4 separate regions of the Mus musculus genome follow, and regions 1, 3 and 4 are each linked to region 2. A link is a loop called in an ENCODE intact Hi-C map of the cell type or tissue named here. Cell type or tissue: heart. All regions are shown on one strand. Each heading gives the region's core, and the rest is flanking DNA. Links, peaks and the distances in the headings are about the cores only. Region 1 overlaps Fgd2 (FYVE, RhoGEF and PH domain containing 2). Region 2 has its middle 21 kb from the start of Gm26885. Region 3 overlaps Cpne5 (copine V). Region 4 has its middle 36 kb from the start of Gm36199.

Region 1 (7,547 bases), core at 1,217-6,216, 130 kb before region 2:
CATGCCTGCCAAGCCCAGCTCTGTCTCTTGACTAGCTCAGGAGGACAGCCCTGGCTCTGGCGCCTGCCGACGTGAGCACACACACCTCATCGCTCCTACAGTTCTGCCTACCCTTGGCCAGCATGAACCAGGACCGCATGTCTCTGAGCCTCTGAAACAAATGACCTGTAGTATTATGCAGAGATGCAGAGATGTAGTGATTGTGTCGGGAGTGATGGCGTATGCCCATACCCAGAATCCTGGGGTGTGGGGAAGGTGACCAGGAGTTCAAGGCCATCCACTGCTATATACCAAATTTTAGGTCAGCCGGGGCTACATGAGCCTCTGTCTCACAAAAAAAAAAAAAAAAAAAAAAAAAGTAGTGATTGTGAAGTCCCGTGGCTCATGCCACCTTGTGGACACTCTGTCACCTGACCGTCCTTTCTGCTTTCAGAAAGAGGCCTCAGCAGCACCCGAGCAGAGTCTGGTGTGCAGCTTCCTGCAGCTCATAGGGGACAAGTGCAGCAGGAGCCTTCCCCGGAGCTGGTGTGTGATCCCCCGGGATGACCCCCTTGTCCTGTATGTCTATGCAGCCCCCCAGGTATGCCATGTATGCTCCAGCTAGACTCCACATCCTCACAGGGGGACAGGAGAGTGGGCTTGGGGTGTTATTTACCCTGCAGGGAAGATGGGGAAACTGAGGCCCTCTGAGGACATGGTTTTCTCAAGTTATAGGTTACTGAGTTTCAGAGCTGGGCTCAGAGTACAGGAAGACTCATTCTTTCCTCTTCTTCCTCTCCTTTCCCCTCCTCTCTCTTCCTCCTCTTCCTCTCCCCTTCCCCCCTCCCCCTCCTGCTTTTTTTCATCTTTCAACAGGCCCCCTCCATCAGGGGGCTTCTGGCTCAAGCAGGCATATATGTCTGTCAGGAGCAGCAGGACTAAATTGGGGGACAGGGACCTTAACCCATGGCTTTCTTCTCCTCCAGGACACAAAGGCTCACACCTCCATCCCCCTACTGGGCTATCAGGTGATTTCAGGGCCCCAGGGGGACCCTCGGGTTTTCCAGCTGCAACAGTCAGGCCAGCAGTACACCTTCAAGGCCGAGTCTGTGGAGCTGCAGGGCCGCTGGGTGACAGCTATCAAGCGTGCGGCCAGTGGCCGGACCCCTGAGGGACCTGACGAAGAAGATGTGTCTGACTGAACCACAGCCAGCTGCTCATCGAGAGTCCATGACAGCCTTCCCAGGCCTACCCCATGGTTCTATCACTTCACCCCAAGCTGGGCTACCCCTGACCCACCTGATGTCTATACCGAGACAATTCATCCTGACTCTGTATCCAGCAGACACAGGCCCTTTCCTTCAGGAAGATACCACCAAGTGTCCCAGCTGGCTGGAGAGGGGGCGGATATCCCTGGATCATGAAATCTTCATTGCTAAAACAATGTTGTAGCTTAATGGGTGGCATGCCCATCTAACATGGATGAAGCCTTGGGTTCAGTCCTCAGCGAAACATAAACTGGGCATGGTAATACATGCAACAGTTGGGTAGGTAGAGGAAGAAGGACCAAAAGGCCGAGGTCGCCCTGGCTATAGAGTGAGTTACAGTCCAGCCTGGGCTACACAAGAACCTGAGAGCACAAAAAAAGTCAAAATAAAAGATGACAAGTACCAATAACTGGGACTGTTGTCACCCTAGTGAGGGTCTGAGCCTGGGTGTGAGTGACCTAGGAAACTTTGGAAGGGTTGAGGGGAAAAACAGACACCAACTAACTTTGAAATTGAACAATGTCTGGGTCTCTTAGCAAGGCTTTTTATTTGACTGGTCTGAGAAGGGGGAGGCAAGAGAACTTCAGGGGCCTCCATGGGAGGGCCCTAAGCACTGGGCTTCATGGCCAGAGAGGAAACTGAGAGCCACTCAGGGCACCTGCCAAAGCCAGGGGAACGATGATCATAGCACCAAGATCCCATGAAGCCACAGTGTGCGTGCCCACGTGTGCTTATGGTGTGTGTGTGTGTGTTTGTATACTATGTGTGTGCATGTGATGTGTGTGTGTGTGTGTGTGTGGTGTGTGTGTATGCTTGTGTGGTGTATGTGTGAGTGTGGTGTGCATGCATGTGTATGTGTGTGAGGTGTTTCTGTCTGTGTCTGTGTGTACGTGTGTGTTTTGAACCAGGTTCTCAGTTTATAGCCTTGTAGCCCTGGCTGGCCTGAAACTAGCTATGTAGCTCAGGCTGGTCTTACAGAGAACCCCCTGCCTGTATCTCCTGAGTGCTGGGATTAAAGGCACACAAGTCCACACCAGGATGCTCTGGGTGTTTTATCACCATGATCGAATTCCACTGCTTTCCAGATGAGGACATCTACTCAGAGAGCTTAACTGCTTGTCTCTGGGTCACACAGCTGGTGCGTAGGAGAGCCAGTGACATGGGGGGAGGAGGTAGAGAAAAGAGGGCGAAGGAGTTGGAGAGACATGGATGGGAATAAAATGGACATCTCCGTCTGGCCCCTCCTCCCCTCAGGGATGCTTGGAGTCAGTGAGATGGCTCAGCGGGTCAGGATAGAAGTTCCTCAAACATTGAAAATAGAACTACCATCTGGCCCAGCTGTGCCACCCCCTGGCTGCACACCAGGACCCTAAGTCAGCACTCCACAGGGATGCCTGCATATCTGTGTTTCCTGTTGCACTATCTCTGAGAACTGGACCAGCCCACATGTTCATCAACAGATGAATGATAAAGAAAATGTGTCACATATGCAGAGTGGAATTGTATGCAGCCATGAAGAGGAACACTGTTGTGACATTTGCATGAGATGCGTGGGAGTTATTGCATTTAAGCAAAATAAGCCAGACTCAGAAAGACGGACACCAGACATGGCGTGTTTCCTCTCTTTCATGGGACCTGGATTTAAAAATGTATAAATATGTCTATATGTTGGGTAAAGTAGGTCATAAAACAAGAAAGGGAACCATGAGACAGGAAGAAGAGATCCTAAGGGGAAGAGTGAGTAGTGAACACAGGACATAAGAAAACAGAAGGGGTAGGTAGGAGGGGACCAGCATGGGGAAATGGGGACCCAGGAAGGGAGAAGAGGAAAGAGAAAGTAAGAAAAATACATGCAGGAATGCTACAGGGGAACCCATGCTTTGTGCTGACTTTAAAAAAATAATTTAGGGGCTGGAGAGAGAGAGTTCAGGAGTGAAGGACATTTCCTTCTGCAGAGGATCCCATAGCCCAGGGCAGGCAGCTCACAACTTCAAGCTGCCTGTAACTACAGCTTCAGGAGAGCCAGAACACTCTTCTGGCCTCCAAGGGTGCACACACGCACACATGCATGCGCACACGCATGCGCACATGCACACGATCTTTGCATTGGAGAGATGGATTTTGCAGGGACCTGGGTTCAGTTCCCAGCTAGGGAAGGGACCTTGACACAAGGGATCATGACCATATATATGTCAGAGCCTGGACAAAGCTTACCTCCCCCTGACTTCCCCTGTGGGACATTACTCTTCTGCCCAAGGGTCTGAGCCGCTACCGGCACTCGGGGCTCTGAGGAACTTCAGGCTCCATTTGTTCTTTTCTTCTTGTTGTGATCTGAGTGCCCTGTGTTGCCAGCACAGCATCTTTCCATCCGGAGCCACACCCTCATCTCCAAATCAGCCCGTAGACCCCAGTGTGAGTCCACACAGATACAGATGAAAAGGGAAAGGCCGGGGAAGGTGGGATGAGTCAGGACACTCAATAACTGACAGTTTCCGAGTCACATACAGCTAACACTAGGGGGCAGCATCTCCCAGGAGTTAGTGTCCAGCCCACTGTAGAGCCACTCCTCCGCCAACCCCCTACAGTTTGTGTCCACTAGGGCAGGGCATCTAGATTGGGTTACCTCAGACTGGTCCTCCACCCCTGAGGATGGAGACGGAGACGGGGATGTCTGCTGAATGAATCTGTGCATAGCCTGATAGGCAGTCATGTGAGCTTCTTGTCAGCTTTTACTTTACTTTACTTTAATTAATTAATTTATGTATTTATTTTAAGATTTATTTATGTATATGAGTGCACTGTTGCTATCTTCTGACACACCAGAAGAGGGCATCAGATCCTACTACAGATGGCTGTGAGCCACCATGTGGTTGTCGGGAATTGAACTCAGGACCTCTGGAAGCATCTCTCCAGCCCCCTACTTTTATTTTATTTTATTTTATTTATTTATTTTTTTGTTTTTTGGGGGTTTTTTTGGTTTTTTTTTTTCAAGACAGGGTTTCTCTGTGTAGCTCTGGCTGTCCTGGAACTCACTCTGTAGACCAGGCTGGCCTTGAACTCAGAGATCCACCTGCCTCTGCCTCCCAAGGTGTGCGCCACCACACCCGGCTCTACTTTTATTTTTTAATTAAGGTTTTATTTCTTTCTATGTGTGTGAGTGTGTGTCTATGTGCACCATGTGTGTGCATGTGTGGAGGAGACCAGAAGAGGCCCTGGATCCCCTGGGATTCTGGGTCTCATGTGCCCAGGCTGTTCTCAAAATCAATGATATTAAAGTCCTGATCCTCTTGTCTCTCTGTGTTCCGTTTATGTAGTAGTGCTGGATCACAGAGATGTGCATGGCGGACAACTCTCTCCCGATTGAACCAAATCACCCCCTCCTCAGAAGGAGTCCTTCTCGCCCTAAGCCCGCCTGCTTCCAGGTCAGCATGGATTCCATGGGAGCCCTTGCTCATTCTCTTCCACATTCCCACGCTGCTCCTGGCTCTAAGCCATGACGCTGGTTTAACCCCTGAGTGTCGGTGCTAATACCAAACCTGATCACACGACTCCTTCTAATTCTGAAACTGTTGAGGTTTGAATGAGATGTCTCCCACAGGCCGGGCGTTTGAACACTCAGTCCCCAGTTGGTGACCCTGGTGAGGTTTAAGTGCAACCTTGCTGAAGGAAATATGTCAATGGAGGTGGGCTTTGAGGTTCAAAAGCCCCTCGATATCCCCAGTTCTCTCTCTCTCTCTCTCTCTCTCTCTCTCTCTCTCTTTGCTTAGTGCTGCTATAGTTCCTTGCTCTGATGGTGTGATGGTGGATTCTTTCTCTCTGGAACTGTAAACCCAGATAAATCCTTTCTTTTATAAAGATGTGTTGAGTGGGCTGGGCTGGAGAGATGGCTCAGTGGTTAAGAGCACCAACTGCTCTTCCGAAGATCCTGAGTTCAAATTCCAGCAACCACATGGTGGCTCACAACCATCCATAATGAGATCTGATGCCCTCTTCTGGTGTGTCTGAAAACAGTTACAGTGTACTTAGATATAATAATAAATTAATCTTTAAAAAAATATGTGTTGATCATGATATTTTATCACAGCAATAGAAAAGTGACCAAGCTGTGTGTCAGGAGGTGGTTCCCATCTACAGTGGTGTCAGGTTAGAAATCTGTCTGATGGACTCCTCCTTTGTGGGTCACTAGGCCCTTTCGATCTAGCCCCTGGGTCACCTCTCAAAAGATAACCATCTGTACTGGCTAGTTTTGTGTCAACTTGACACAGCTGGAGTTATCACAGAGAAAGGAGCATCAGTTGAGGAAATGCCTCCATGAGATCCAGCTGTAAGGCATTTCCTCAATCAAGGGGGAAAGGTCCCTTGTGGCTGGGACCATCTCTGGGCTGGAAGTCTTGGGTTCTATAAGAGAGCAGGCTGAGCAAGCCAGGAGAAGCAAGCCAGTAAAGAACATCCCTCCATGGCCTCTGCATCAGCTCCTGCTCCCTGGCCTGCTTGAGTTCCAGTCCTGACTTCCTTGGTGATGAACAGCAGTATTGGAAGTGTAAGCCGAATAAACCCTTTCCTCCCCAATTTGCTTCTTGGTCATGATGTTTGTGCAGGAATAGAAACCCTGACTAAGATACCTTCTCTATCACCAAGGCTCCCAGATGCACCCCCAGGGCCTTTGTGCCTGTGGCTCCTTCAGCAGAGATTCTCTGGCACGTCCCCTGATAGACTGAGACCCCTGCCTTAATGGCCTTCCTCTGGGAGGCTCCCTGACCAGCTTCCTAGTCCCCCTTTCCCACGCTGTCTTTTTACTTTGCTTCAGTAACCGTTTGTCACTGTCACCCTGATGTTAGTGGTATTTAGTCTGTTTTCTGTTTGTCTGACTAGTATTTGTCTCTAAAACTATTAAGCTTGGGTTTCTGGAGAGCGAGCAGAGTCCTTGACTCCCTGGTAGCGGGCACTGGAGATGGCAGAATGATTTGTGTGGCTCGGCTATGATGACGACAGTGGCCTCGGGGTCACTGTCAGGATGGCGTCACAGGGTCTCCATGTCTGTCAGCTCTTCCAGCACCCACCCTTCAATTCATCACTGGTTCCCAGAGGTTTACAGCTAGCAAAGGCTTGGAAACACAGTGTCAGGGCTGAGATGGGATGCAGGCGACAGAGTTAGCCCGTTGTGCATGGAGCCTTGAGTTAGACCCCCAGCATGCCTTCAGCTAGGCCTGGTGGCACATACCGTTAATCCCAGCATTACAAAAACAAGGACATCAGGAGTTAAGGGTCAACCTGGCCAAGATAGCCAACTGGACTCCATGAGACCCTATCAAAACAGTAAGGGGCTGACTGGGAGACAGCTCAGTATTATAGAGCACTTGTGACCCTTTCAGAAAGCCAGGGATCAGTTCCCGGCATGCACTTACAAGGAACCTGGAGCCCTCTTCTCATCTCCAGCACTGTGCGCATATATGATGTGCATCCACCCAGGTACTTGCAAATACACATAAATAAAAGTAGCTAAAAATATCTTTAGAAGAAGGAGAGAAAAGAAAGGAAGGAAGGGAGGAAGGGAAGAAGGGAGGGCAGAAAAGAGGGAAGGAGGAAGGGAGGGAGGGAAGAAAAGAGAAGGAGGAAGGGAGGGAGAGGGAGGGAGGAGGAAGGAACACAGATATTCTTGTATGTGTTGGGCACCTGCTGGGTATTCCGGCCCACCTTGTGACAGGTGTTCTCTGTGTTCTGTTGGGGTGACTGTGACTAGAGGCCATGTGTTTGAGGTCACAGACTGGGGGATGGAGAACAAAGTCCCCTAACTGCTCTGGACTCTGTCCTTTTGCCCTCACCTCTCACATGCTTGGCCCTCCCCTGAGGCAGCTTTTGACACTGGCCCCCGTGGGTGTAGTTACACCATGGGAATTTAGCAAACACGAATATTGGCAAATCAGTCCCTCTGTTCCCACCCCCACCCCTACCCCCAATCCCTATCCCTATCAAAGAGCTGATGTCAAACAGGCACACACCAGGCACAGGACAGGGGGAGGGGGGAGAGGGCTCTCTGGAGACCCAGGAAGTCCTGGGTCATAGCCTGAGCAGACCTGGACAGCACTAACCCTTTGGGTGGCCAAGACACCTTCCCCAGGCCTCTCTCGCTCTCCTGTTCTCCATGTGCCCCTGGCTGGCTGCCAACTGGATGCAGGCCTTGGCAGCTGGCGAAACCCTTGAAGGTTGAAGGCCAAGGTGGGATGAGGACACACTCTGCCTCTGTTCCTGACCCGACCCTGGCCTCTGCCAGTCACCCCATGTCTGTTGTCACAGCCTGGC
Region 2 (7,547 bases), core at 1,545-6,544:
AGGGTTTCTTGTGTAGTTCTGGCTGAAACTCCCTCTGTAGACCAGGCTAGGCTCAAACTGAGAGATTTGCCTGCTTCTGCCTCCCAAGTGCTGGGATTAAAGGTGTACACCACCCCTGCCCAGCCAGGGGCACTATTCCTGAGGGGGAGTGGGAATTGAGCGGAGCCGCTAGACTCACAGCTGGAAGCCCCGGAGTACAGGTGTGTTGTGAGCAGATGTGCCTGACAGTCAGAGGCGGAAGTCAGGTGGCTTCTGTGACCCATGACCTCATTCCCTTGAGACAGGGTCTCTCAGAATCTCAAGCTAGCCTTGTAGTCCCAGCAATCCTCCAGACTCTAACCTTCCCTTCCTTCCATATGGCGATTACTGGTGATTTTTTTTTTAACCTGGCTCTTTAAGTGAGCTCTGCAGATTTTCACGCAGGTTGTCATGCTTGTGCAACAAGCACTCTTGCCCGCAGAGCTACCTCCCAGCCTGTGCCTCCCAGCCTGTGCCTCCCAGCCTGTGCACGAATTCTGTTTGGAAACTTGCTGCGTCACTGATCTGCTGTGGACAGAATGGGGTTCCATCCACGGATAACAGAGAATGTTCTAACACAGCTTCACGGTGTCCTGGAGCCATGAAACGAGCTCCTTTTGTATGCCTCTTCCTTCCTTCCTTTCTTCCTTCCTTCCTTTCTTTCAAGATTTATTTATTTAGTGTATAGGAGTACACTGTAGCTATACAAATGGTTGTGAACCTTCAAGTGGTTGCTGGGGAATTTAGGACCTCTGCTTGTCCTCTCAGTCCCTGAGTGCTCTGGCCCAAAGATTTATTTATTATAATAAATAAGTAAAGATGGTTGTGAGCCACCATGTGGTTGCTTGGGATTTGAACTCAGAACCTTCAGAAGAGCAGTCAGTGCTCTTAACCACTGAGCCACCTCTCCAGCCCCTCTACACTCCTGGTTCTTATAAGGTGGTTCCACTTGCACATCTCTGGGCTAACTCCTAACTTCTCACAAAGCCCTTCTGCACTCCTGTTTCCTATAAGTCCACCCCACCCCAGCACCTCTGGGTTCTCTCCCAGCCTGTAGCCTTCCTCTTAATAAATTCTATCCATCCTAGTTCCGGATTCCTCACCAGCCACTGCCTCTACCCCAGGCCCCATCCCCTCATCACCCTGCCTTGCTTAGGCTATTGCAGATGCAGCTCCTGACTGGTTTGTTCTGTGTACCCTAAGCACCCTACAGACAAGCCTCTGCCAAGACACTTAAGGGGGCTTTGTTGTTTGGGTTTTTGAGACAGGGTCTCACTGGCTGGCTGGCCTGGAACTCGCTCTGTAGACCAGGCAATAGATTCATAGAGATCTGTTTTCATCCAAGTGCTAGGATTAAAGGCACTAGACAGCCACTATTCTTGGGCTCTTGTTTGTTTGGAGACAGAGTCTCATGTATCCTAGGGTAGCCTAGAACTTTTTTTTTTTTCCAGCACAGGGTTTCTCTGTGTAGCCCTGGCTGTCCTGAAACTCACACTGATAACGAGGCTGGCCTCAAACACACAGAACTCCACCTGCCTCTGCCTCCCCAGTGCTGGGATTAAAGGTGTACAGGACCACCACCCAGCCGCCTAGAATTTATTTATTTATTTCTTCCTAGCATTTAGAGGATTTGTGGAATGGAGCAGGGTGGTTGGAGGTGGAGGGAAACTAAGGTAGCTTTTGGTCTGTACATGGTAAACCAACTTCACTGCTCTTGGTAGGAAGTGTGGGCTTTTAGCGTGCTAGAAGTAAGGGTGGAGGTTTGGTTAGCCAGAGTCAAAGGTCACCCACAGGTCATAACACGCAGCAGTCAGGGGTCAAGGATGTCAGTCTACCTGAGCTATCTTCAAGTTCCTGAAAAAAAAGAAAAGGAGAAGAGGAAGACAGATGAGGTAACTGTCATTGATGTCACATCAGAACGTGCAGGGCTGCGCTTCACTTAGCTCAGTGACCTTGGAACTCCTGGTGTGAGCGACAGGCGGAGAGGGAATGACCCTTGAGGTCAGAAGTTAAGACCGTTTGTGGTTAGTGTGCCTTAGTTCCTGTGAGAACCCAGGCCCTCTCACCTGAGGTCGACTCTCTGGCCAGCTGACTCTGAGAGGAAGTGCCTTCTAAGTCGCTTTCTGGTTATTGGTAGGATCCAACTACTTGGGGACTGATGTTTGCGAACATTAGTGAATGAAAAATTGAAAATAAGACTGAAGAGATTAGCTCAGCGGTTAAGAGCACTGACTGATCATCCAGAGGTCCTGAGTTCAATTCCCAGCAACCACATGGAGGCTCACAACCATCTGTAATGGGACCCGATGCCCTCTTCTGCTGTGTCTGAAGAGAGCAATGGTGTACTAATATACATAAAATAAATAAATAAATCTTTAAAAAGAAAATAAAAAATAAAGAAGATACCAGTGTTCGTAGGTATGGTGGAAGAGGAGGTTTATTGTAGATGCGAGGGAGAGAGCCAGCAGCTGGGAAGTCCTGGAGAGTCCAGAGTGAACAAGACCTGGCCCTGGGAGGAGAGGGGAGCAAAGGGGAACAGAGGGCTGGAAGAGTAAGGCCAAGTTTCCAAAATGGCTGCGCTATCTAGGGAAGGCAGCTGGGGAAGAACACCCCAGCCTCTGGGCTGGAGAAATTTAGGGTATGCCAGCCATGCCCTGTAACAGGCAGGGACTGAGGGATGCTGGGAGAACCTGGGGCCAGGGTTGCTTTGCTATGTTAAATAGGCACCTCTGGTAGTCATTTGTCCTGGGTTTGAGATCTAACTATAAGTTCCCAGCCAAAGGAACCTCTCTGTAGGGAGACTACCAACTCTGGGGCTCTGTCTTGGTACCACCAGCACTGAAGTCTATACGGTGTTAACAAGAGCTTTTCAGGTGGTGAGAGCTTAGTGGATAAAGATACTTGTGGTCAATCCTGGAACTTGTGTGGTGGAAGGAGATTTCCATATGTGCTCCGCAGCACACTAGTTCTTCCTAGCAAACAAAGAGATGTCATTCATATATATATATACATATACATATATATATGAATGACAGGGTTACACTGTATAGCTTGGCTGGCCTGAAACTATGTAGAATGGGCTGGCTTTGACTGCAAAAAGGCCCTGGGTGTGCTTCTAATTCTAGAGCCCTGGAATTAAAGGCAGGGGCTCCAACCTAGTCAAGACTAATTTATCTATTTATTTATTTATTTATTTATTATTTATTTACTTTGGAGACAGGGTCTCTCTGTGTAGCCCTGGCTGTCCTGGAACTTTCTCTGTAGACCAGGCTGGCCTCCAACTCAGAGATCTGCCTGCCTCTGCCTCCCAAGTGCTTAATATTAAAAGTGACTTAAAATAAGTCACCATCCAGTGACTTATTTTATTTTATTTTAAAGATTTACTTATTTTATGTATGTGAGTACACTGTAGCTCTTCTCAGACACACTAGAAGAGGGCATTAGAACTCATTAGAGATGGTTGTGAGCCACCATGCGGTTGCTGGGATTTGAACTCAGGGCCTCTGGAAGAGCAGTAAGTGCTCTTAACCGCTGAGCCACCTCTCTAGCTCCCTTTTTTAAATTGTAAATTATGTGTGTGTCTGCATGTGCACATGTGTGCTCGAGCTCGGGTACCTTTCAAAGCCAGACGGCAGCAGCGTCAGATCCTTGGAGTAGACAAGCGCGTTCATTTGTTTTGAGTCTGGGTCTCTGTGTAGTCCTGGCTGTCCCCGAACTCTCCATGGGGATCAGGCTGACCTACCTTTGTGGCTTGAGCCCTAGAGTGAAAGGCCTGTGCCACTATACCCGTCCCCAACAGTAAGCCTCATAAATAGACTTTGCATTAAAATGTAAAATTACGGCTGGGCGTGGTGGTGCACGCCTTTAATCCCAGCACTCTGGAGGCAGAGGCAGGTGAATTTCTGAGTTCGAGACCAGCCTGGTCTACAGAGTGAGTTCCAGGACAGCCAGAGCTATACAGAGAAACCCTGTCTCGAAAAACCAAAAACCAACCAACCAAACAAAAAAGATAAAATTACACTCATTTACTCATGAGTGCGAATGTATGGATGTGGGCTGGCCATCCACCGTGAGAGGGCTGGGGTCAGAGGGCAACCTGTGGGAATCGATTCTCTCCTCTGACCCTCACCTTGTAAGCGACCGCTTATCTCTTTGCTAGGCTCTGTTTGTTCCCAGGGCATAGGTACTGACCTGCTCTTGCTGAGCTCCGTGACCGGTGGACCGGTCTTAGTGGAAGCAGTTACATAAACAAAGTGGATTTCAGAGAGGTCAAAACCGAAGGGATGGGGGAGGGCTTGGGTCATCAGTGCAGAGTGAAGCCCAGGGGAGGTGGGACTGAGGCCTGGGGACTGAAGCCAGGGGAGGAAGGGTGGTAGAAAGGGAAGAAGCAGGAGCCAGCTAGATTGGAGTCCGTGAGCCAAGAGCGACACTTGTTGGCCGAAGAGGGGGTAGCCACCTGTGACAGGCTGCGGAGATGGGGTGGGGCTGGAGAGGTCAGGAGTAGAAGTGGGAGGGCCTCCCTAACAGAAGCAGCCTTAGTGGAAGTGTGAAGGCTTCCCCAGAAGGTGATAGAGTGGAGAATATGGGAGGCACATGGGGCTGGAGAGATGGCTCAGCGGTTAAGAGCACTGACTGCTCTTTCAGAGGTCCTGAGTTCAATTCCCAGCAACCACATGGCGGCTCACAACCATCTATAACGGGATTGGAAGCCCTCTTCTCTTCTTTCTGAAGAGAGCAACAGTGTACTCACATACATAAAATAAATCTTAAAAAGAAAAGAAAATGGGAGACACACACCTTCACAGGCCAAGGCAGGTGAATGAATCTCTGTAGGTTCGAGGCCAGCCTGGTCTACAGAGAGAGTCCCAGGATAGCCAAGGCTACACAGCTCATTTTTGTATACTGAACCTTAGAGTTTCCCACACCAAGTACCTTCTAGTGTCTCTTTAAAAAGCTAAACATATCTATTTATTTTTTTCCTAAGATTTATTTATTATTATATCTAAGTACACTGTAGCTGTCTTCAGACACACCAGAAGAGGGCATCAGATCTTATTAAGGATGGTTGTGAGCCACCATGTAGTTGCTGGGATTTGAACTCATGACCTCTGGAAGAGTAGTCAGTGCTCTTACCCGCTGAGCATCTCCAGCCCCCATCTATTTATTCTTATTATTACTGTGTGTGTGTATAGGCACATGGGTGCTATGGTGTGTGTGTGTGTGTGTGTGTGTGTGTGTGTGTGTGTGTGTGTGCGTGTGTGCCTGTGTGTACATGTCAAAGGACAGCTTTAGGATGAGGTTTCCAGGGTTGAACTCAGGCTGCCTGGACCCTGCAGCAAACACTTTTAATCTGAGGAGCCATCTTTTGTGCTTTCGGGCCCAGCCATCTTTTTGCTTTTTATTTTGTTATACAGTCTCACCAAATTGCTGGAGTTCGAATTCCGGTAGGCCTGGAACTTTTTGACCCTCCTGCCTTAGGGTCGTCAGCTGGTGGAATGACCCGCTTACACCTGGCCCGGCTCAAGTTTCTCTTAATCGAGTTTATTTCTGGTTTCCAGCCTCCTCACTTCTGCTGTGACTGGGCTGAAGACACCGGGGCAGGGATTAAATCCTGTTGTAGGTTTCAATACTGTTTGTAGAATCTTGTTTTGGCCGGCAGTGCTAACTGGAAACTTGTCGCCGATTGCCACCTAGTGGTCATTTGAAGAACTGCCCCAGGTCCAAATGAATTTCTCGCAGTTTATTGGGAAAAGGAGTTAGACTGCTCGCTATTCTGAATTCGGTGAGTACACAGTAGGAGGAGTGTTCAGGGCTGGGAGGAATGTGATTCAAACGAATAGTGTTGGGGAGAATGGCTCGGTGGGTAAGAGCTGCCAAAGCATGTGACCCTGAGTTCAGATCACAGAAGCCAGTCTGGAGCATGGTGTGCACCTGGAATCCCGGTACTGAGGCCGGAGGATTTCTGAGGTTTTTAGACAGCTTAGGCAGTGTAGCCAGGCAATAGCAAACTCCAGTCTGGTGTAGGAGAGACCATCTTGAGGGGATAAAGAAGAGTGATCATGGACATCTGACATCTGCCTCTGGCCCCCATGCACAGCCCCACGGGGACGAACAGATCTCCACTCCCAGACACTTCTTTTACTTCACTTTATTTTTTGAGACACGGTCTTATAGGTCTAATGTAGACTAGGACTCTTTCTGTAGACAAGGTTATCTTCTAACGCACAGACATTGGACTTCCTCAGCCTCCCAGTGCCGAGACAGTGCCGAGACAGAACGTGAACCCCACCGTATCTGGCTTCAAACACTTTTGTTTTGTTGTTCCTACACAGCATATGGTCTCAAGCAGCCCAGGCTAGCCCGAAACATGAACATACAGATGGGGAAGAGTTTGAACTCCTGATCCCATACCTCCAATCACCAAACACAGTTTCCAGGCCCACACCACCACCATGCCAATGTTTAGAAGGCTACTTATTTGTTCATTTGTTTATGTACGTAGTTTTCTGAGACAAGGTTTAAAGGTACTAGATAGGATATAAGGTAACCCTACTATCCCACTCTCCATTGAGGCTGCTGCATATTAGGAGTTAAGAAGTGTATAGAAAGCCGGGCGTGGTGGCCCACGCCTTTAATCCCAGCACTCGGGAGGCAGAGGCAGGAGGATTTCTGAGTTCGAGGCCAGCCTGGTCTACAAAGTGAGCTCCAGGACAGCCAGGGCTATACAGAGAAACCCTGTCTCGAAAAAAACAAAAAACAAACAAACAAAAAAAAAAACCAAAACAAAACAAAAAAAACCAAGAAGTGTATAGAAGGGTTGGAGAGATGGCTCAGTGGTTAAGAGCACTAACTGGTTTTCCAGAGGTTCTGAGTTCAATTCCCAGCCGCAACATGGTGGCTCACAACCATCTGTAATGAGATCTGAGGCCTTCTTCTGGCCTGCAGGCTTACATGCAGGCAGGATGCTGTATATATAATAAATAAATAATTAAAAAAAATTTATTTAGCCGGGCAGTGGTGGCACACGCCTTTAATCCCAGCACTCGGGAGGCAGAGGCAGGCGGATTTCTGTGTTCGAGGCCAGCCTGGGCTACGGAGTGAGTTCCAGGACAGCCAGGACTACACAGAGAAACCCTGTCTCAAAAAAAAATTATTTATTTATTATATGTAAGTACACTGTAGCTGTCCTCAGATATTCCAGAAGAGGGCATCAGATTTCATTACGGATGGTTGTGAGCCACCATGTGGTTGCTGGGAATTGAACTCAGGACCTCTGGGAGAGCGGTCAGTACTCTCAACCACTGAGCCATCTTGCCAGCCCTAAATAAATAAATCTTTAAAAAAATAAAATAAAATATATGGGGCTGGAGAGATGGCTCAGTGGTTGAGAATACTGACCGCTCTTCCAGAGGTCCTGAGTTCAATTCCCAGCAACCACATGGTGGCTCACAGCTATCTGGAATGGGATCTGATGTGATGCCCTCTTCTGGTATGTCTGAAGACAGCAACAATGTACTCATATAAATGAA
Region 3 (7,547 bases), core at 1,642-6,641, 340 kb before region 2:
CTTGTTAGACATCTTTCCCTTCCTTCCTGGTGCTCTTCCTGTGGTGTGTGTTGGAGGTGTGTGTGTAGGGCCGGGGAATGGTGGTGTGTGTGTGGGGGAGGGGAGTGGCTATTAAATTACTTTTATAAAAATTTATTTATTTATTTTTATGTATGTGAGTACACTGTAGCTATACAGAGCTGTACAGATGGTTGTGAGCCTTCATGTGGTTGTTGGGAATTGAATTTTAGGACCTCTGCTCGCTCCAAGTCAACCCCTCTTGCTCCAGTCAGGCCTGCTGGTTCAGTTCCTGCTTTCTCTGGCCCAAAGATTTATTTATTATTATACATTATTATACACCAGAAGTGGGCGTCAGATCTCATTACGGATGGTTGTGAGCCACCCTGTGGGGGCTGGGATTTGAACTCAGGACCTTCAGAAGAGCAGTCAGTGCTCTTACCCGCTGAGCCATCTCGCCAGCCCGCACCCAGGACTTTCTTAAGGACCTATCAGAAGTGTTCTGCAAGGGGTGGAACTCAAGAACTTGGAAGTCAGATGACTTAGCGCTGTGTGTTTGTGTGGGGGTATGGTGTATGGTTGGGTGTGTGGTGTATGAGGTGTGTGGGGAGATCTGTGAAATGGAAACATGAAACCCACCTTGTGAGACAATCCGGAAATCCCTGGCCCCAACCCCTCTCAGAGCTCCTGGGTCCTTGCTGACCCAGCACCCCCATGAGGAGAGACCCCACCCCTGGAGCATCTTACCTCATAGATGTTGAACTGACTCTGGCCACGTGCCAGCTCCCGGTAGCTGGTGGTGAACTCCCCAATGAAGTCATGGCTGCAAGAGAAGATGCTGCTGAGGCTGGAGGCCCAGGGTACCGATGGATGTCGATGTCGCCCACTACAGCCTCTCCCAGACCTGCCCCGCCCCCATTCTGCCAGGGCCTCCACCCCAAGTCACAGAGTATGGGAAGGGAGCCGTGGACCAAGAAAGCCAGGCTACTTGACAGAATTCGGAGTCCCAGAGGAAGGAGCCACAGGTCTGCTTGGATTCTCATTTAAATGAGCAAGAGAAGGCATCTGGGGACAATCTCTGCAGAGGGAACGACTCTGGATGACAGTCAAGTACTGTTCAATGTCAGGTGGGATAACTGCATTGAGAGTTACGTGGCAGAAATGTGCTTATTTTTTTAGACATTTCTAATGAAATATTTAGGGGTAAATGCCACCGTGGAATCTCCTTTAAATTGCATTAGTAAAATATAGATAAGGTGATACAGTAAAATTTAACAATTGTCAAATTCAAGTGACTGGCTTAAAGGTATTCATTAGCTCCGCACTGCTGAGACAGTTTCCCCAAACAGGGCCTCACTACGTAGCCCTGGCTGTCCTGAAACATTCTAATGTAGACCAGGCTGGCCTAGAACTCCACTTGCCAATGCCTCCTGAGTGCTGGGATTAAAGGTTCATCCACTGTACCCAGCTCAATAACATTTAAAAAAATTGTTTGTTTGTTTTTTTTTTTTTTTTTGGTTTTTCGAGACAGGGTTTCTCTGTATAGCCCTGGCTGTCCTGGAACTCACTTTGTAGACCAGGCTGGCCTCGAACTCAGAAATCCGCCTGCCTCTGCCTCCCGAGTGCTGTTTATTTTATTTTTATTAATATTTTGGGCTTTCGGAGACACTGTCTTGTGCATCCCAGCTTAGTCGTGAACTTGTGTCGGCAAGGGTGGCCTTGAACTCCTGTACCTTCTGCCTCTGCTTCCGGAGCGCTGGGATGATAGACGTGACCACCATATGCCTTTCTTATTAACTTTTTCTTTCTGAGATAGCTCCCCATTGTGTTGCCCAGGTTGGCCTCAAACTCCAATCCTCCTACCTCAAACTCCCAAAGAGTCTCATATAGATAGGCACATGAAACTACAGTTGGATCTTTTCCAACCTTCCTTTGGTGCTGAAATGGAACGCCGGGACTTGAACACATTATACCAGGGCTCTGCCTCCAAGCCACATACCCAGGTCTCCCACTAATACTTCCTAAACAGGCAAGGAGAGCCAGGTGGCAGGGGTCTTTTTCCAGACTGTGTCTATATTAAACACAGGAAGAACTTGCATAAACAGCACTCCCAACAGGCCTGAGTCCTTGCTAGAACACAGTGCTTAGCACTGTAGCTCTAGCTGGGACATCCAGTTAGCTGTCCAGGTGTCCCTGGGGCCATGCCCTGTTGTGAGCCCACGGTAGCTTTTGTTTATTTTGATTTTTTTTAAAGCCATACAAAGTAATGGATTTCATTGTGAAACTTTCATATGTATAAACACTTTGGTTTGGGTGGAGGGGGAATTATTGGTGTGTGTGTGTGTGTGTGTGTGTGTGTGTGTGTGTGTGTGTGTGTGTATGGAGGTCACAAGACAACTTTACGGAGTACGTTCTCTCTGCCCACCTTCTCTGTGGGTTCCCAGGGTTGAACTCAGGTTGCCTGGCTTGTGCTGAACGCACCTTTGCCCGCTGAGCCATGTGCCAACGCTGGGAACTTATCTATTGTCAGTACAGGACGGAACCCGGGATCTCCCAAATGGTAGGCGGGAGCTCTAACCACTGAGCACACTTGCAGCCCCACACTGTGTCGACTGAGTTCTTCTGGGGATGGTAACTTATTCATTGGACCCTGTGGCACCTGGCGGGTGTCCCAAGTTGCCAGAGAAGAGAAAACTCTCAGGTGAAAGAGGTTTGTAAGGAACCGCTAGGAGAGGAGGAGGCAGAGTGGGTTAGAGGCATGGTGGAGCTGACCTGGATGGAAGGGATAGGGATGGTGGCGGTAAAGTTTAACAGAGGCAGGGTGGGCTCTGGGGAACCTTCCATGGCTTGGGCTTGGCTCAGCTATACTGGCACAGAGCCTTTTATAATAAGAGCGCCACCCTCGTCCACATCAGGCCCGGGAGATGCCAACTGTGACCACCCTTAAGCCAGGATATGTCTGGATTTGCTTCAGCCAGCAAGTAGGAGACAGGAAAGGATCCAGATTGGTGCTTAGAGAGATATGCTACTGTTCTGCCTAGAAACTGTCAGCCACATTTCCTCCTCATGGGGTACTGAGAACTGCCTCCCATAGCTCCCAAGCAGAAGTCACCCTCGGGCAGGCCTGACCTAGCCCTCCTCAGGCAATGCCTTGTCTTTGCTGAGCCTCAGAACTCCTCGCTGCAGCTGTCCCTACAGACCTAGGTCTATTCTCTGTGTTTATGGTGAGCCTCTGCTGAACTGTGGGTGTCTCTTCCTCTACAGTCTGGTCTTCCTACTGGGCTTTGCCCAAGGCTTCCCACAGAGAATGGAGGTGTCTGTAATGCTCAGTGTCCTATAATGGGCATTTCAGAGCATTCCCAGCTCTGTAGTTGAGGAGAGTGTGGGCACTGGCTGGCTACTGGCAGCTATGTTGGGGAGAGGAGGGCTCTCAGCATACTGTCCTGCAGGACCTCCAAGGATCTAAGCTACTACAACAGCAGACCAACCGGCATGGAACCCAGCCCCTCATTCCCAGATGGGCCTGCCTAGTTTCCCGTGGTTGCCTACATCCGCTCACCTCTCTCTCACCCTCCTGCCCTTACCTGCCGTCACGATCCCAGTCATACACCTCCACCTTGATGGTCCTGGAAAACAAACAGCAAAGAATTCTGGGTAGGATGGACCCGAGGACAGGCCTCCTGTCCCCGGACCAGGAAGGATGCCATGCAAACATTTCAAGCCTGTGTGCAAAGAAATTCTATCTTAAGACCTTTTAAGGTCTTAGGGGCAGAGGCCACCCCAGAGCCATGGCAGGACATGTTGAGATTTCAAGGATTTGGCTGAAGCAGCCCCGGGGCCTCTGTTCATCCTACCATCTTAGCTTCCCTAGATGGAGTGGAAGCCTCAGCAAGAAGCCACACATTTACCTGTGGCAGGACCATGACAGGCAGATCTCACAATAAAGCAGGGGCGCTTCTATGGGGAAGCACACGACTGGCAGGAAGGACCCTGAGTCTGGGTATGACTGGTGAAACGCCAGCTCCAGCCCTGCAGGCTAAGAAAGCACCCCTGGACCCTGACTTGGGGTGGCCTGCTGAGCTTTTCCATCCCCAAGACTGGCCTCTGAGAAAGGGTGGGATTTTCTTCACATTCTAACCCAGGCTGCTTTAATTAGTTTGTTTTGACTCCTAAGCATGGGGCTGGGCTTCGAGAGCCCATCTTATTTTTAGCCTTGTTCCCATGGCAACAGGCTAGAGGACCAGAAGCAGGAGGAGGGAGGTGGAGGGTTGCCGGTTAACCCTTGGTGCTGTCTGCTGTCCTCTGGGATGCCCAGGGATGGGGAAGCTGCCAGGCAGTACCAGGGGTCTAGGAAGGTGGAAGGTGGAAGAGGCCCAGGAAGTGTGGGTTTCTGGTCTTGAGGTCCACATGGGATGCAGAAAGCAGTCTGAACTGGCTTCTCTTCTGTTAGCATCTATTTATCCCACCGTGGTGTGGTCCATCTCGGCTCTGCCAGGAGTTGGCTTGGGAGTTGTGTGGATCCCAGAAGGGGGCGCTGTCTCCTTTCAGATGAGTATCTCCAGGTGTGTGTGTGTGTGTGTGTACAGAATGGAGCAGAAGAAAGTTCCAGAATAGAACCCTGGGATGTCCAGAAGGTTGTGCATGCATGGGCTAGCTTTCTGTAAATGGAACAATATGAAGCAGATACAGAAGCGTGCTTTAAAGGCATCCTTGGTGTTCTTATTTTATAAAGGCAAACCCTGTGGTTCCTTGAGCCAGACTATTAAAATGAAAGAAGAAATATCATGTGCCTACACTTCTTTCTTCCTTTTTTTTTGTTTTTGTTTTTGTTTTTCGAGACAGGGTTTCTCTGTATAGCCCTGCCTGGCTGTCCTAGAACTCACTCTGTAGTCCAGGCTGGCCTTGAACTCAGAGATCCACCTGCCTCTGCCTCCCAAGTGCTGGGATTAAAGGCGTGTGCCACCACTGCCCCAGTTGTACCTCAGTTTCTGAAGGTACTGGAAAGAGGCCAGGTGTGACATTGGTGGCTTCAGCTTGGACACTGGATCTGAGCCCCGTGGCCTAGAGATGGTACATCATGTCTCCGAGCCACAAGTCCTGACTGTAGGATGGGATTAGTATGGCCCTTCGGATAGCTCATGGTGTGTGTGTGTGTGTGTGCACGCACGCTTGTGTTGGAATGTCTAGAAAATGCCTCTTGATTTCCACATTATCTAACCATGCATGAATGCCTTTTTACACAAACTTTACTTAAAGTCGGGCTGTGGTGTCACAGGTCTTTAATCCCAGCACTAAGGGGGCAGAGGCAGGCAGGTCTCTGAGTTCAAGGCCAGCCTGATCTACATACAAGTCCAGTTCCTGGCCAGCCAAGGCTACATAGTGAGGCCCCATTCCAAAACAAACAAATGAGAAATCCCGAAGCTGGTGGAGATCTCCTAACACTCTCGTGAAACGGACCATCCTAGCAACAGGAAGCCTTGCTACCCAGAGCACAGACGGAGGTACTGAGTGCGTGCCTGGCGAGACACCTGTGGATAACGGCACTGAGGCCAAGCCTGCCAACCTGAGTGTGACCCCTGGGATCCGCATGGGTGGATGGAGAGAACTGACTCCTAAACCCTGGCCTCCGGCCTCCACATGGTATGCCATAGAGAAGGCACACTTTCCTCCTCCACCAATAGCTAAACACAACTAATAAAAAAACAACAACTAGATCTCGGACTGGAGAGATGGCTCAGCGGTTAAGAGCACTGACTGCTCTTCCAGAGGTCCTGAGTTCAATTCCCAGAAACCACATGGTGGCTTACAGCCATCTGTAATGGGGGAACTGATTCTTCTGGTGTGTCTGAAGACAGCTGCAGTGTACTCATATATATATATATATAATAAGTAAGATTTTTTTAAAATTAAATTTCAAAGTTGAAGGGCCTGACTTCTTTCTTTTTAAAAAAAAATATTTGTATGTATGTATATGAGTACGCTGTAGCTGTCTTCAGACATACCAGAAGAGGGTATCAGATCCCATGTGGTTGCTGGGAATTGAACTCAGGACCTCTGGAAGAGCAGTCAGTGCTCTTAACCGCTGAGCCATCTCGCCAGCCCCAGGCCTGACATTTCCTTGTCTGGGATTTTGGTTGTGACGCATCTGAAGAATCCTCCAGGAGCCCCAGCAAACTGCAGAGCCACCACTGGCCTCTTCAGTCTCAAGCTTAGGATTCACACCCTGGCTGATTCAGAACCAGCAGGTGCAGGGTGCAGCGTGGATGGGGCGGTGGGTAGAAGCTCCCCAGGGGACAAGAACTGGCTGCTGAGGCTGGCTGGGAGATCCCCTTTGTGTCCGGTTAGGTCTCCCCTAGGCAGCCTGGGGAGGAGCTGCTGAGCTCAGAGGCTGCACCTCCAGCCTGAGCCTGGGTTGGGAAGAAAGAGAAAGAACGGCTCCCAGATTCATGGGAAGGCCTGGTGAGAAGCCCGTTGTCACAGTCCACAAATCTGTTGCAAGCCCAAGTCATAGCAGATGGGATTTGGGACCCACGGGCCTGAGCTCTGTCCCTTTACCCAGGTCCTTGCCAGACTGGCAGTGACTACAAGAGCTAAGAGAATGTTCTAGGTGAAGGAGACAGGTGGCCCGTAAAGCCAATGTCCCATATAGCACAGCAAGGCTAAGAACTCAGAGTCTCAGGGAAGGGGGTGAGGGCAGGGAAGGGCATCACTCTACAGTAGCCCAGGGCCGTGCCCCAGATCCTGCAGGCAGTGGCTGTGTAGCTCTGATGGCTGTTCCTCTGTAAACTGGGATGGTTATGTCCTCTGTGAGGGTGCTGTCCCCAGCCACCCTGTAGGCACTGACATGGCTCTGCCTGGCACACTCAACCTTCTCTTCATCCTCAGACAATCCTACCGTCTGTCAAAATGTCCTCCACGGGTCAGAGATGGTTTTGCTCTCTGCTGTCGTCAGCTCGGCTCCTAGGTCGGTGTCTGGCAGATGTTAGGCATTCTCGCTTTCCAGCTAGCTGGCGGGGATCACCTAACACCTCTGTGAATGGGCTACGCTGGTAACAGTTCCCTGGTCTCACAAAACACAGCCGAACATCCTGGAGACAAGGCCAGGAGTCAGTGTCCCAGGCCCTTGGCACTCAGGGCTGGAATCTCACAGCCATATTAGAGAGAGACTGGCCGGTGGGGGTGCAGGTGAGGCCTCCAGGTCCCTTCCCAGGGTACTGACCATGGTGTATACTCCATGGTCACCTCTGGACCATGGTGGTACTAATGACCACTCAGGGCAGGAGAGGGACTATTTCCCCGATGTTCACAAAGGCCCTAGGGCTTATGGGCCCTCAAGGCTATCCCTCCTCTAAAGGACTGCTAAGGTGGCCCTTGCCACTAAGGTGGCCCTTGCTGTGACCCTCGAAGCATCACGGAGTGAGCCTGGTCATTTGGTCTCTATGCCTCTGCCACCATTCAGGGTCCAGCGGCCGTGCGAAGCACTCAGATCCTGTAGGCAGTAGAACACTGTGCTGATGGGACACTCCCAGCTCAGGAGAGCACTCTCCACT
Region 4 (7,547 bases), core at 1,447-6,446, 110 kb before region 2:
ACCTCAGCTGGTGACAGTGACTCCTACATGCAGGAAGCCCTGGGTTGGACCCTCAGCACTGAGAGTGGTGGTACTTGCCTGTGGTCCCGCATTTAAAAAGGTGAAGGCCAGAGGAGGTTTAGGGCTTCAGAGGTTCCCCTTGAGGCTAATGTAGGCTTCCTGAGACCTCTCTCTCTCTCTCACTCTCTCTCTCTCTCTCTCACACACACACACACACACACAGAGAGAGAGAGAGAGAGAGAGAGAGAGAGAGAGAGAGAGATGGTAGGAACGGTGTATATTCTTTAGTCATAAGTGGTTCTAGGTCAGGACCAGAAGCTACAGGGATTTCTCTGTCTCTGCTCTGATTAGATTTTGCTTTTTGTCAGCAAAGTCTGGAGAAAGAGACTGCAGCTTAACTTTGAGGGTCCAGGATATGAGCTCCTATAGTAGCCCCTGAGTGTGTTGGTGGGACCGGGAGCAGACCTGGAGGATCTGGAATGGCCCCAGAGAACACAGCTCACTTCCTCTTGTGCCAGGCCCACCCAGAGGCCCCAGCAAGTGCACTTCAGTTAGAGCCTAGCTGGGAAAACCCCTGGAGTACAATTTCTCTTCCTTCAACACTCGGGTTTCTTAGAATGAAACTGAAAGCCCACAGGAGAAACTGCCACTTCTCCTTCCCCAGAAGGAGGAACTTGGACTCCCCTGACAGGAAAGTTCGAGTGGGGCTTCTGGGAATCCACCACCACTTCCGTGCTGAGGAAAACCGCAGGCAGGGGTGGGGGTAGGCTAGGGGACCGCTGCGGACCGGTCACCATCTTCACCTCTGTAGGTGGCTTCAGTATATGCCTCTGCTGCTCAGCACTCCTATCCAGCTGGGATCCTATCAGCTTCTAATTTCCTACTGGTGCGGGGCTCTGTTCCTATGAAACCCCTGTCATATCGGTCATATCGGGACTGGGGTTCCTAGTGGGGACAAGAAGCTGGGTTTTGGCTGGGTGTGGTGGCGCATGCCTTTAATCCCAGCACTTGGGAGGCAGAGGCAGGCAGATTTCTGAGTTCGAGGCCAGCCTGGTCTACAGAGTGAGTTCCAGGACAGCCAGGGCGATACAGAGAAACCCTGTCTCGAAACACCCCTCCCCCCAAAAAAGCTGGGTTTTGGAATCTCATACACCCCAGAGTGGTCATAGCCTAGGGTACCTGGGAGGCCACATGCTACTATTTGCCCTGCATTCTAGAGCGGACACAGACCTCTCTCTGGGAATCAAGGGTTGCCTACCTTAGACTCATGCAAGGACAGCTGCTACAGCTCTGTGTGTGTGTGTGTGTGTGTGTGTGTTTCTGTGAACAATCATATCTAACTAATGCCAAGCCCTCAAAGGGATCCTGAGTCCTTCGCTTCCAACTAGGATAAAGGAATCCTGTGACCCAGAATCTGCAGATAGCAAGATCCCTTCATGGTGACTGTCTTCCCAGCTCTTGGAAGGAGAAGTGGTGTGTGTGGAGGGGGGGGGGCGTTGGCTATCTGGTAAGTCCCTATGTGATAAATAAATAAATAGCTTAGGCAGCTGAGTTTGATGTGTGGAGTTTGCATGGTGGAAGAACCACTCCCCTAGCAAACAAGTCTGGTAGCGCATGGCACACAAGCACACACACACATACACACACCACCATCACCACCACCACCACCACCACCACCACCAAATTTGGTGACTGCACACTTCAAACCCTCTCAGCCCTTCGTGGAAGCAGACCAGTTCAAGGCCATCCTTAGCTACAGGGAGAGTTGGCCACCAGCCTAGTAGTTTGTGCCACATGAGACTATGTATCAAAATCAACAACAAAACAAACAAAAAAAAATCTTTTCTAGACAGATTTCTAGCGTCAGCCCAAATGAGAGATTGGCTACATCCAGAATCCATTTCATGCCAACCTGAGATCACCTATCATTTTGCCTGAAGTCTCACGGGTGGCACCCAGTGTGGGCCTGGCATAGCGCCATACTGATGAGGAAATACATAGATAAGGGGAAGAGTGTAGTTCTGTCTCCAAGGCCTTGGCACTGAGAGTGCCACCTGCCCACAGGCTCAGACAGCCACGTGTGGACATGAGCACCTGCCATAGTCCTCCTGAGTATGGTGTCTCCCGGGTCCTTTCGGTTGTTCCTTGACACCAGCAGTGCTACTTTCTGGCCAGCAGGTGGTGCTGTGTGCCTCTGCTGCAGGCTGGTCCAGCCTTAAAGTCTCCCTTGCTGTCAGGAATAGAGAGGACTGAGCTGGCACAGAGCCCACAGGGTATCTGGGCTGCTTGGGGGCTCCTGGACGGAGGTGGGAGGATGGGGTAGGGCAGGCCATTCTGGTTTTCCTATCAAACAACCAGGGGTCTGGTGCCTCCCATCCCAAACGCCGATTAAGCCATGTTAGTCTAAAGCCAGACCTGAGGGGACCCAACAGGACCTCTTAAGTTTTGGGCAGCTCTGGGCACAGAGGTTAAGGAGCATGGCCTCAGAATCCTATTGCTGGCTCTGCTTGTTTGTGTGTATTTTTAATTACTGTCTGTGTATTGTTGTTGTTGTGATTGTTATTATTATTATTATTAATGAAAGAGGGTCATGATAATCCCTAAAGTGAGGTTGTGGTATTCAATTGTGGGGTAGGTACTCTTGAATGGTCCTGTATCCCTCAGAAGTTGGAGACAGACTTAAGAGTCATCAATCAGTTCCTAAACCTGCCAGCGCTATATGAGAACCAGAGTCAAAAAAGAGGCTCAGGGAGAGGCTGGTCTATACTTAAAAGCACTTCTACTCTGGTTTGGGTCCCAGTATCCACGTGGTGACTAACAATAGCTTGTAACTCCAATCCCAAGGGATCTGACACCTTCTGACCTCCATTAGCTCCGGCATGTGTGTCGTTCACATGCACACACACACACACACACACACACAATCACATAAATAATCTTAGCTTTTTTCTTTAAGTTAAAACGGGGGCGGGGCGGGGTGGGGGGAGGGATGCTGTCTGGCTTGTTAGATTTCATCTGAGCAGCCTCACCTCCCAAGCTGCAGGTTGGCTGCATCTGGGGTGGAGTGTGTGCGTTTGTGTTTCCATCCAGTTCCTGGGTGGCCCTGGTGCTGCTGTGATTCTGGCGGACCCGGGTGAGAACCACAGGAGGCTAACAGTCCCAGGAAAGCCAGGGTTTTGCACCAGGCAAACAGCAGTCGCCTCCAGCGAGGAGCGGATGGAGGCCAAGGAGACAGATGGGCACACCCCAGGGCAGCAAGGGTCCCTGGGGAGGAGACACCTCCCCCCTCCACCAGGAGCCTGGGCGGAAGGAAATGGAGGAGGGTCGATCACCCTTTCCCGCCACATCTGTCAGCATGGCCAGCCCCGCCCCCTACGGGCCCTGCAGGGAAGAGGTGGACCCAGGCGCGGGCCCAGGCAGATGGCCGGCCTCTTCGATCCACGTGGCTGCAGCGTTTCCCTGGAACGGGCGGGTGGATCAGTTCCCCCTATCAGCCTGGGCCTTTGCTTCTGGGAATTCACGTTTCCTTTCTCTTTCCTTTCCCTTTTCAATATTAGACTTTAAACAGATTATCATTAAAAACAGTGCAAGGCCGACGATACAGCGCGCCGCAGTGCAAGTCGGAAAAGTTAAAAAAAGAAGAAGAACAAGAAAAAGAAAAAAGGTGATATTAACACCCCAAACCAGTGTTTGGTGAATAATCACTTCAGGACCGGGCCAGTAGCTCCGTGGCAGGGAGCGTGCCTGGTATTCAAAAGGCTGAGGTTAAACCCCTGCAGTAAACAAAACTCGCTGGGGGTTCTTTGAGACACAGTCCCAGTAATTAGACTAGCTTGGGACTTCCGACCCTCTGGCCCACACCTTAAATGCTGGGATCCGTATTCACCACCAATACTGGGTTCACTTGGCAAGGGGTCTGCCATCTGGACTTCATGCATGCTAACCAGCAGCCATACCTGCAGTCCTTCATGCACATACCCGGGGGTGTTTGTTCGTTGGATCGAACTCGGGCTTGGTGGCAAAAAGCCTTACCTGCCTTACCCGCTGAGCCATCTTGCCAGCCCCTTTTTGCCCTTTTTTGGGGTACTTTTGAGACAAGGTCTCACTCCATAGCTCTGACTGCCCTGGAATTTGCTCTAAAGATCAAGAGACCCTCCAACCTGTCATCCTCCTGCTCCTGCCTCCGGAATTACAGCGATCCCACGTGTGCGATACCTGGCGATAACATTAATAAAGTTCATTTGCTTTTCCCTGCCTATGTGTCTGCCTGGCACGGGACATTAAATCCAATTGCTATTGCAGAGTGAGCATGGACCTTTGACATTACGATACATAGGAAAACTAAGGTGAAGGCCCACACAGTGACCCTAGCGAGATAGGAGAAAGCGTCAGCCAGCGGGATTTACACCCCTTCCTGCTTCAGACTTGCAGGCTCATTATTTATTTATTTAGCTTCTCTAAATAACCCCAGGGAAGGGCTGTAGGCCTTAAGTGCTGCCTTGCATTTCAGAAGGCTCGCCCCAGGGAACTTCCTAGAAAGGGACTCACTGGGTCAAAGGGCATGGGGGTGTGAATACTCGGTGTGTTTAAACAAACTGCTTTCTGAAGAGGTTGCACAGGTTGACGTGGGGGTGGGAGGGGCAGTGATGGCGGCTTGCAGGTGCCGAATGGTACCAAACCCTGCCTGTGAAATACAAGGAAGATACTTAAGGACCCACATACACACACACACACACACACACACACACACACACACACACACACACACGGCAATCACCCGGCACAGGCCACCCAGATGCACACCAAAGCATGCGGCGCTGCCCTTCTGCTTGGGAAGCCAAGGTTGCTCAGGTCCTGTTTCATGTCCAGTCTGCATACAAACAGGACTTCAAAACACACCCTATAAGTATCCCCCACCCCACCTCATAGCCCCTTTCCATCTCCCCCAACCCCATCCCTTGCCTCCTTGGCAGGTCCCCAACTCGACCGGCCAGGAAGCAGGGTGTGGTGGTGCTGAGTGCTGTCAGTCCTAGAACCCTGAGTTACAGGCCAGCCTGGTCTACATAGCAAGAGCCAGGCCCGCAACATATGTCTCGAAACAAAACTAAAAAAAGAGTCTCGGCCAGGGTGGCTCACTCCTGTAATCTCAGGAGCTGATTTCGAGACCTGGGGGGGGGGGGTACTGTGAGTTGGAGGCCAGCCCGGGCTACAGAATTAAATCCCCCCACCCCCAAAAGACCAAGCAAGGAGCCACATGCTCATAACCTTAACATTTGAGAGATGGAGGCAGAGAACTCAGGAATTCAAGGCCTTTCTTGCTCGCATACCAGGTTTGAGGTCAGACTAAACAAGAGCAGGGAGATGGTTCTGTCTGTAGAGTATTCGCCTCTAAGCAGGAAGGTCTGACTTCCATTCCTGGAACTCACAGGAAAAGTTAGGCATGGAGACGTCAGAGCTTGGGAGGGACCCCCATCAGGATTCTTGTGACTCAGTGGTAAGCCAGTCTAGCCTAATCAGTCAAGGAGAGACCCTGCCTGCCAATAAACAAACAAACAAACAAACACAAACCTCATGTTAGGTCACTCCCTTTTAAATCTAAGCACTAGAGATCAGAGGCAGGTGTATGAGGCTATGAGTTTGAGGCCAGCCTGGTCTACGTAGACCTTCTCTCAAAACAAAAACAAAAACAAAACAAAACCAAAAAAACCCTTGGATTGGCTCAGATCAATACTCAGTTCAAAGCCGCTCATGCCTCCTGCCCCCCAAGCCTTTAGGGTCTCCCCAGTTTTCTTTGCTTCCTTCTCATCTCCTCTGCTCCTTGACTTCTCTGAATACCACCAACCCCATTCGTGCCTCAGGATCTCTCTCTGAAAACATGTGACCCCCCCCCCACCCCCCGCCAGACATACACTGGTCTCCCTGCCCAGATGGCAGGAATCCTCCTGTCTGCCCCATCTCGCAGAGCACTGGCAGCCTCACTCCCTTACATCCTGTATGGTTCTGCAGATGCCCCCATTACAGTGTCCCCTGCCTTCCCTGTTAAGAGGAACCCCTCCCACCCCCTACCACCCGATGGATGTAGGCCTCCAAAGAGTGGTTATCTGCTGGGGCTTGGAGGCGGCCATTGTCTGGATCCAACTCACAGTTGCTTAGGTGGGGTTGTCTTGTACTTGTGGCCACAGAGTGGCAGGATCTGCCACTTTATACTATTGAAGCAGTGGGTGAGTCTTTTGACCTCTTTGAGCCTTGATGGTGTCATTCATTAAATGGGTATGAGTATACCTGTGCTTCTGGCCATACCTGGCAACAGGGAGGATGTAGGTCAGCAAGAGACAGGCTGCCTGACTCCAGACTTCCAGCAATCATTCCCTCCCCTGAGCCCCTAAGAGTCTCACGGGGATTTTGGGGTAGGGGTGGGGTCCTTGTTATGATTCAGGCAGGTTCTAATTCAGGGTCTCCCTGAAGAAGGGCTCATGCCTCTGCCCCCTTACACTGCCACAGTGCCAATCTCCCTAGGCACCTAAGGAAATCAAAAGCTATAAATGCATGATAGATAGAATACTGCATGCAGAGAGAGCTGGGCCACTCAGGTTCTGGGGTTGGAGAGCCTCAAACATCCCAAGGAGAAGGAGGAAGGCTGGCTAAGTTAACTCAGGGACGGACAGGGCCTGGCCAGTCTCCTCCTCAGAGATCTGTCACTCAGGTCACACATCTTTTCCCTGTGAGGGAGGAGGCTAAGCTGCCCACTTACATTCCTCCCTGCATGTACCCAGGATCTCACCCAACAGGGCATGAGATGTTTTGCCCCATGCCACAGACAGGGGCATGACTCCCTTTCCCTCTGTCCCCTGTGTGGTCACAGGGCCTGGGCAAGCCCTCTGATAGTCCTGGGCGCCAGCGGATCAGGTGTATCGTGGTAGTGGAGGTTAACCGGTTCTGCTCAGAAGGCCGAGTAGCCCAGCTGCTCAGACCCAGTCTTGTGCTTAGCTCGGGTTGACTGAGTCTCCACCTAGCTGCTTGGGGTCTTCTCTCTGCTCTCTGCTCTCTCAGGGACCAGGGAAGCAGCCTACACACAGGCATTGTCTGGGATGGGCGTGGTATGGATGGATCGAAACTGCTTTTTTACAGAGGTCTTAGAGCCAAGGCTCAGCTGGGCAGAGGATCCAGGGGAGCGACTCAGAGCTCAGGAATGGGTGAGGTCTGACGAAAGGCAAGACGCTCCTTCCACCCAAGCCCAGGGTCCTCCTCACTCCTTACAGAGGAGTTTCCGGGGGACAGGCAGTGACCTGCAGGCTGCCTGTGTGGGAAGCGGCTTGGCGTGGCCCTAACCGGCTCATTAGGGGTGATTCACCCAGAACTCACCTGGCTGTCAGGGACCTGTCCCCCTGCCACTGGAACCAGCTGAACAGGCAACCACAGCTGGTGGGCAGAGAGTCCTAGTTGCTCTCCCTCCGCCCTGATGCCCAGGGCACAGCCTGCCAGTCACCCATAATTTAGAGTTCTTCCATTCAATCAACGAGTACCTGAGTACTACTGAGTACCCGCTG

The links. Hi-C counts contacts between places; a loop is a spot of excess contacts. Peaks named below come from ENCODE experiments on the same cell type or tissue, not always from the same donor. Only the 100,000 strongest peaks of a DNase experiment are listed, where the experiment ranks them.
Region 1: it touches region 2 in a loop (6-fold over the local background); 38 of 42 quality-filtered maps call a loop at or near these places.
Region 3: a loop joins it to region 2, with 2.9 times the contacts of the local background. A loop is called at or near these places in 11 of 42 quality-filtered maps.
Region 4: a loop joins it to region 2, with 4 times the contacts of the local background. A loop is called at or near these places in 27 of 42 quality-filtered maps.

What each region holds. Positions count from the first base shown.
Region 1 is chr17:29,377,880-29,385,426 of GRCm38, forward strand. It overlaps Fgd2 (FYVE, RhoGEF and PH domain containing 2), which reads left to right. Exons shown (of 16, transcript NM_013710.4): 15 at 434-580; 16 at 966-1,656. The coding sequence ends at 1,181. Among named protein-coding and RNA genes, the nearest start is that of Fgd2, 21 kb to the left of the region's middle. In heart, for the core only: CTCF peaks have their summits at 3,789 (motif pointing right) and 3,988; DNase peaks (open chromatin) are centred at 2,562 and 3,762.
Region 2 is chr17:29,508,910-29,516,456 of GRCm38, forward strand. No RefSeq gene overlaps it. Among named protein-coding and RNA genes, the nearest start is that of Gm26885, 21 kb to the left of the region's middle. In heart, for the core only: a CTCF peak has its summit at 4,455; DNase peaks (open chromatin) are centred at 4,442 and 5,762; H3K27ac peaks cover 1,212 bases.
Region 3 is chr17:29,172,581-29,180,127 of GRCm38, forward strand. It overlaps Cpne5 (copine V), which reads right to left. Exons shown (of 21, transcript NM_153166.2): 11 at 3,582-3,623; 12 at 745-820. Among named protein-coding and RNA genes, the nearest start is that of Cpne5, 61 kb to the right of the region's middle. In heart, for the core only: a CTCF peak has its summit at 4,497 (motif pointing right); no DNase peak of the experiment used is centred there; H3K4me3 peaks cover 793 bases; H3K27ac peaks cover 2,348 bases.
Region 4 is chr17:29,394,904-29,402,450 of GRCm38, forward strand. No RefSeq gene overlaps it. Among named protein-coding and RNA genes, the nearest start is that of Gm36199, 36 kb to the right of the region's middle. In heart, for the core only: a CTCF peak has its summit at 3,372 (motif pointing left); DNase peaks (open chromatin) are centred at 2,188, 3,368, 3,918, 4,538 and 2 weaker places; H3K4me3 peaks cover 2,139 bases; H3K27ac peaks cover 4,484 bases.